2 separate regions of the Homo sapiens genome follow, and region 2 is linked to region 1. A link is an interaction called in ENCODE POLR2A ChIA-PET data of the cell type or tissue named here. Cell type or tissue: K562. All regions are shown on one strand. Links, peaks and the distances in the headings refer to the core of each region. The heading gives the core; the rest is flanking DNA.

Region 1 (2,911 bases), core at 195-2,694:
AAATGAAATAAAATAATATGAAGAAAACATGTGGCACTGGATAGTCTTTTTTTCTTTTTTCTTTTCTTTTTTTTTTTGAGACGGAGTCTCGCTCTGTGGCCCAGGCTGGAGTGCAGTGGTGCGATCTTGGCTCACTGCAACCTCTGCCTCCCAGGTTCAAGCAATTCTCCTGCCTCAGCCTCCTGAGTAGCTGGGATTACAAGGCATGCGCCACCATGCCGGGCTAATTTTGGTATTTTTAGTAGAGATGGGGTTTCACCATGTTGGCCAGGCTGGTCTCAAATTCCTGGCCTCAAGTGATCTGTCTGCCTTGGCCTCCGGAAGTGCTGGGGTTACAGGTGTGAGCCACCACACCTGGCCTAAATAATCTTTTTTTTTGAGACAAAGTCTCACTCTGTCACCCAGGCTGGAGTGCAGTGGCGAGATCTCGGCTCACTGCAACCTCCGCCTGCCAGGTTCAAACGATTCTCTTGCCTCAGCCTCCTGAGTAGTTGGGATTACAGACATGCACCACCACGCCTGGCTAATTTTTGTATTTTTAGTAGAGATGAGTTTTTACCATGTTGGGCATGGTGAAACTTAATAACTTAATAAAAGTTAAAAATGTCACCTTGAAACCAGGCCTGGGATTGGTTGGTGGGAGGAGCTTGGGGAGGGCAGGAGCTGAAGGAATTCCAGGAAGCTGGTCCCTACACAGCCTCACCCTGTCTCTGCTGGTTAGTACCTGTGCAGCCTTGAGTAAGTCCCTCACCTTCTCTAAGTCTCAGGCACTCTATCTGCGAAGTGAGGATAATATGATTGTTGTATGGCTCAATTGAGAAACTTCACACAAGTCACCTACAACATGCTAGGCACATAGTAAGTACTAGAAAATATTAGCTCTTCCTTATGATTTTTACCACCATATTTCACAGAGAGACCACATCTGCACGCTGACACACGCATGTTGCATATGTGTGGACTCCTGGATATGCTCAGGAAGGGCGGAGGGTGAGAGGGCCTGGGGTTAGGCTGAATGACAGCTGGCTGCTGCTCAGCCTGAGAAGCCTTCCTGGAGGTGAGGCGACCGGAACTCTGTAGAGAAGGTGGGAGGGGTCGGGTTCGGCTTGGGTGATGGAACTGGGGAGGACGGCTTGTGGTTCATGCCCAAGTTGGGGGAGCCTGCTTCATGGGAAACATGTCAAAGGGAAAGGTGGCCCCTGACAGCAGGAACTTAGTTATCTCAGGCACGTAGGCCACCTCCCCCCCGCCACACCCCACTCCCCCTGCCTGGGCCAGTCCTGCCAGCAGCATCCCAGCTGCTCGGTAGCCCGGCTGGTCCCCTGACCTTCCTAAGCAAGGCAGCCTGGCGGCCATGCTGGGTTGCCGTGGTAACTGGCGGCCTCCCAGCTGGGTTGCCCGGGTAACCGGTTAGCTGGCGTTCGGAGAGGAGGGTGGTGAGCTGGGGGAAGTCAGCCTCAAAAGAGGCAGAGAAGGACAAGGGCTGGACAAGGAGGAAGACAGATCCCAGATGCCCCCAGCACAGCCCTCTCCTCTCTCCCTCGTGGGACTGGGAAAGCCAGAAAAAGGCAGGTAGGAAAGAATGTTGTGCTGTTTCCGACCCTTTGTGTGTATGTTTTGCAGTGTGAGTCGTCTTGGCCTTCATGGGACGTTTAGGGGATTTGACAGGGCGGCTCAGGAGCTAACCCTGGCAGTGATAAAACCAGGGGCCATCCAAACCAAGACGTCAGTCCTGGTCCTCCCCCCGCCCCCATCTCCCAGACAATTTTACCTCTTTGAGCTTTGATTTCTTCATCTGTAAAATGGAGAGAACTTGGACCTCCAGAGCACACGTTTGGGAGCAGTGCCTGGCACCGTCAGCGGTGGGTTCCTTCCTCTCCTTCCATAGTGATTTTTGATTTGGTGGCTGCTTTCCAGCCTGTGAAGAGCTTGCACTAGAGGCCAACCCTGCTCTGAGCCCAGCCCTGCGGAGGGGATGGTGGTGGGATGGTTGGAATTCTTGACAAATTAGAGACATGGCTCTTACCTCAAGGAGTTTACCAGCTCACTCTGCTGAGGGCAGAACACAAGTTACACAGGTTGGAACATCTGCAAGAGCAAGAAAGGTTTTTTTATTTTTGTTTTTGTTTTTGAGACACGGTCTTACTCTGTCACCCATGCTGGAGTGTCCTGGTGACATCATAGCTCATTGCAGCCTTGACCTCCCTGGCTCAAGCCATCCTCCCACCTCAGCCTCCCAAGGAGCTGGGACTACACGTGCTTGCCACTGTGCCCAGCTAATTTTTGTATTTTTTGGTAGAGACGGTTTCACCATGTTGTCCAGGCTGGTCTTGAACTTCTGGGCTCAAGTGAGCCATCTGCCTCAGCTTCCCAAAGTGCTGGGATTACAGACATGAACCACTGCGCCTGGCCAGAATGTTTTAAAAGGAAGACATCGAAATTTTTGACTGCAACCAGTAGAAATACATTCCAGGAGCACATGCGTGTTACCCTTACTGTAAGTGGTGCATGTCATATTGCAGTCTTGTCTGGCCTATACATATTTATTTTTAAAGATAGTCTTCACCCTTCAACTTGCTTTCGCACTCACAGATGAGTCACTTCTTTCAGTGAAACACTGAGACAGCATGCGCACTAAGGCTCTTCAGGTATGTATAGGCCCTCCCCCACTGCTCTCACCTTCCAGGTGCCATCACCTGGGGCATCCTCGCCACTCTGATCTATGAAGTCAACGAGACTGAGAAGTCTCATGACTTGCCTAGGGCCAGAAGCAGCAAGTCCTGGAGCCAAGGCTCGAGCTGGGTCTCTGTTGCTCAGGTCCACAGCCCACCCTAACGCCTGCTGAATCTGCTGCCCAGTTTTATTCCTGCTGTGAGGAGAACTCAAGGATTCTTTTTTTTTTTTTTTTTTT
Region 2 (2,911 bases), core at 304-2,803, 510 kb before region 1:
GGGAGGCTGTCCACTCGCTCAAAAGAAGACACAGACTGGCATGTGTCAAGAAGTGAGAAGAGGCCGGGTGCGGTGGCTCACGCCTGTAATCCCAGCACTTTGGGAGGCCGAGGTGGGCAGATCACGAGGTCAGGAGATCGAGACCATCCTGGCTAACATGGTGAAACCCCGTCTCTACTAAAAATACAAAAAATTAGCCGGGCGTGGTGGCAGGAGCCTGTAGTCCCAGCTACTCGGGAGGCTGAGGCAGGAGAATGGCGTGAACCCTGAAGGCGGAGCTTGCAGTGAGCTGAGATCACGCCACTGCACTCCAGCTTGGGCAACAGAGCGAGACTCCGTCTCAAAAAAAAAGAAGTGAGATGAGTCTGGCAGTTCCTCAATAAGCCAAATGTTGAATTACCATATGACCCAGCAATTCCACTCCTAGGTATATACCCAGAAGAATTGAAAGCAAGTGCTCAGGTCAGGTGGAGTGGCTCATACCTATAATCCCAGCACTTTGGGAGGCCAAGGCAGGTGGATCAGTTGAGCTCAGGAGTTGCAGGCCAATCTGGGCAACATGGAGAAACCTCATCTCTACAAAAAATACAAAAATTAGCTGGGTGTGGTGGTGCATGCCTGTAGTCCCAGTTACTCAGGAGGTTGAGGTGGGAGGATTGCTTGTGCCCAGGAGGTCAAAGCTGCAGTGACAGATGATTGCACCACTGCACTCCAGCCTGGATGACAGAATGAGATCTTGTCTCCAAAAAAAAAAAAAAAAAAAAAAAAAAAGGAAAGCAAGTATTCAAACTAAAACTTGTACACAAAAATGTTCATAGCAACACTATTCACAATAGCTCAAAGGTAGAAAAAAAAACCCAAATGGTCCATCAATGGATGAATGGAGAAATAAAAATGTGCCATATATAGATAATTGAGTATTATTCAGCCACAAAAAGGAATGAAGAACTGATCCATGCTACAATGTGGATAAACCTTGAAGACATGATACTAAGTCCACAAAAGGCCATATATTATATGATTCCACTGACATGAAGTGTCCAGAATAGGCAAGTCTATAGAGAAAAAACTGATTAATGATTGCCAGGGGCTAAAGGGAAGAAAGAATGGGAAGTGACCACTTCATTGGTAGAGGGTTTCCTTTTGGGGTAATAAAAGTCTTAAGGAATTAGATAGTGGTGGTGGTTGCACAGCATTGTAAATGTACTAAATGCCACTGAATTGCATACTTTAAAACGGTAAATTTTAACCAATTTTATGTTAAGTGTATTTTACCTTTTTCCCCAAAGAAAAAAGAAGTGGGCAGAATTTCTGTGCTAAATTCTGCTAGGAGAGCTCTGGTATGGGAGAGCAGCAGCTGATGGCTCTGGTTGGCAGCTCTCACAGGCAGCAGTGTTGAGACCCTCACAGGTGGCAGACAAGTGAGGGTGGCACAGGGGACACTGGCCCACACTCCAGTGACAGTCAGCCCATGTGCCCTGACCTCTCACCACACCAAAACTTATCAGGCCTTTCATAAATGCTTTTTGATGAGGACTAGAGACAGGCATGTTGGAAAATGATCCCCTGCAGGGAGAAGCAGGAACAGTTCCTGAGATAAGCCAGAGGAAGACATTTCCAATACAGCTAGTTTTCTTGGTGACTCTAATCCCTGCCTGCAGTATCATGGCCATTTGATTACAACATCACTGCTATCTCTCCTGGGCCATCAGGGTGTGAGCCTGTAGGCTGGGAAGGAGCTGTCCCTTCCCTGAAGATAAGGCTCTTTTCTCCACTGGCAGCTGCTTGTCATGAGGGCAGCCCACGCCACACTCTTCTGCCGGGTAACCCCTCCCTTTCTTCCCTGATCCCCAAGGATGCTCACAGATGCTCCACGGCTATATCTGCACCCCCAGCTCAAGGCTTTATTAGGAAACCAACACATCAGGAAGGCAGCTGAGTTTGGTCTCCAACTGCCCAGTCCCCTTGGCGCCCTCCAGCTTAGGGGTATGTTTTCCTAATCTTTGTGCATGAGGATTTACAAACTCAGAGAAAAGACAAGACCCTTAGCAGCAATTACAAGACTAATAACATTAAGTCTTAAATGGTTATTTTAGGCCCAGATCCCTTACTAGTTGTTACAGCCAGTAAATTATGGGAGCAGTGAATTTTAATGTGCATAAAAAACAACTTTAAATATTCAATGGATTCCTTCAGTGCAGCTGCGGGACCCAAGACCCAGCCTCTGGGAAATATTGGTTTAGAGACCCAAGACCCAGTTGTTGTCTCAGACATCCTTCAGACCTGTCTCATGTTTTCCACAATATAGCACAGATAATTTACTGGGCACCCACTATGTGGCACTAAGGACAGAATCCCTGCCATGGAGCTTACAGTATAGTGAGGTACACAGACTTTCTGGTTGGCCATATGCTCCTGGCATCTTCCCATCCACTGAGGACAGGAGGAAGAGATGAAGGACCAACTGCTGTGGCCAATGATGAGCAGTCCCAAGGATGGTCCCATCTAGGGGCTAAGGCGGGGGAAGACCCTGCCCGGCTGCCTGGCTTGGGGGATCTCTCTGAGGACAGAAGCACCTGGCACAGTGAGCAGAGCATGGTTAGAAGTCAGTGCATTCGCCGAGGTGGGTGGATCACCTGAGGTCAGGAGTTCAAGACCAGCCTGGCCAACATGGCGAAACCCCGTCTCTACTAAGATTATAAAAATTAGCCAGGCGTGTTGGCATGCGCCTGTAATACCAGCTACCCAAGAGACTGAGGTAGGAGAATCGCTGGCACCCGGGAGGCAGAGGCTGCAGTGAGCCGAGACTGCGTCACTGCACTCCAGCCTGGGCGACAGAGCAAGACTCTGTCTCAAAAAAAAAAAAAAAAAGTCAGTGCATTCAACTGAATAGCGGAGGGCAAGAGACGGG

Evidence for each region. Peaks named below come from ENCODE experiments on the same cell type or tissue, not always from the same donor. Only the 100,000 strongest peaks of a DNase experiment are listed, where the experiment ranks them.
Region 2: POLR2A ChIA-PET joins it to region 1 with 6 read pairs; 1 of 35 experiments calls an interaction of 5 or more read pairs at or near these places.

The regions. Positions count from the first base shown.
Region 1 is chr1:204,349,541-204,352,451 of GRCh38, reverse strand. The region is part of intron 1 of PLEKHA6 (pleckstrin homology domain containing A6); the gene reads left to right. Among named protein-coding and RNA genes, the nearest start is that of PLEKHA6, 8.9 kb to the left of the region's middle. In K562, for the core only: no CTCF peak of the experiment used is centred there; a DNase peak (open chromatin) is centred at 1,346; H3K27me3 peaks cover 1,861 bases.
Region 2 is chr1:204,858,939-204,861,849 of GRCh38, reverse strand. The region is part of intron 1 of NFASC (neurofascin); the gene reads right to left. Among named protein-coding and RNA genes, the nearest start is that of NFASC, 32 kb to the right of the region's middle. In K562, for the core only: a CTCF peak has its summit at 1,641; a DNase peak (open chromatin) is centred at 1,739; H3K27me3 peaks cover 444 bases.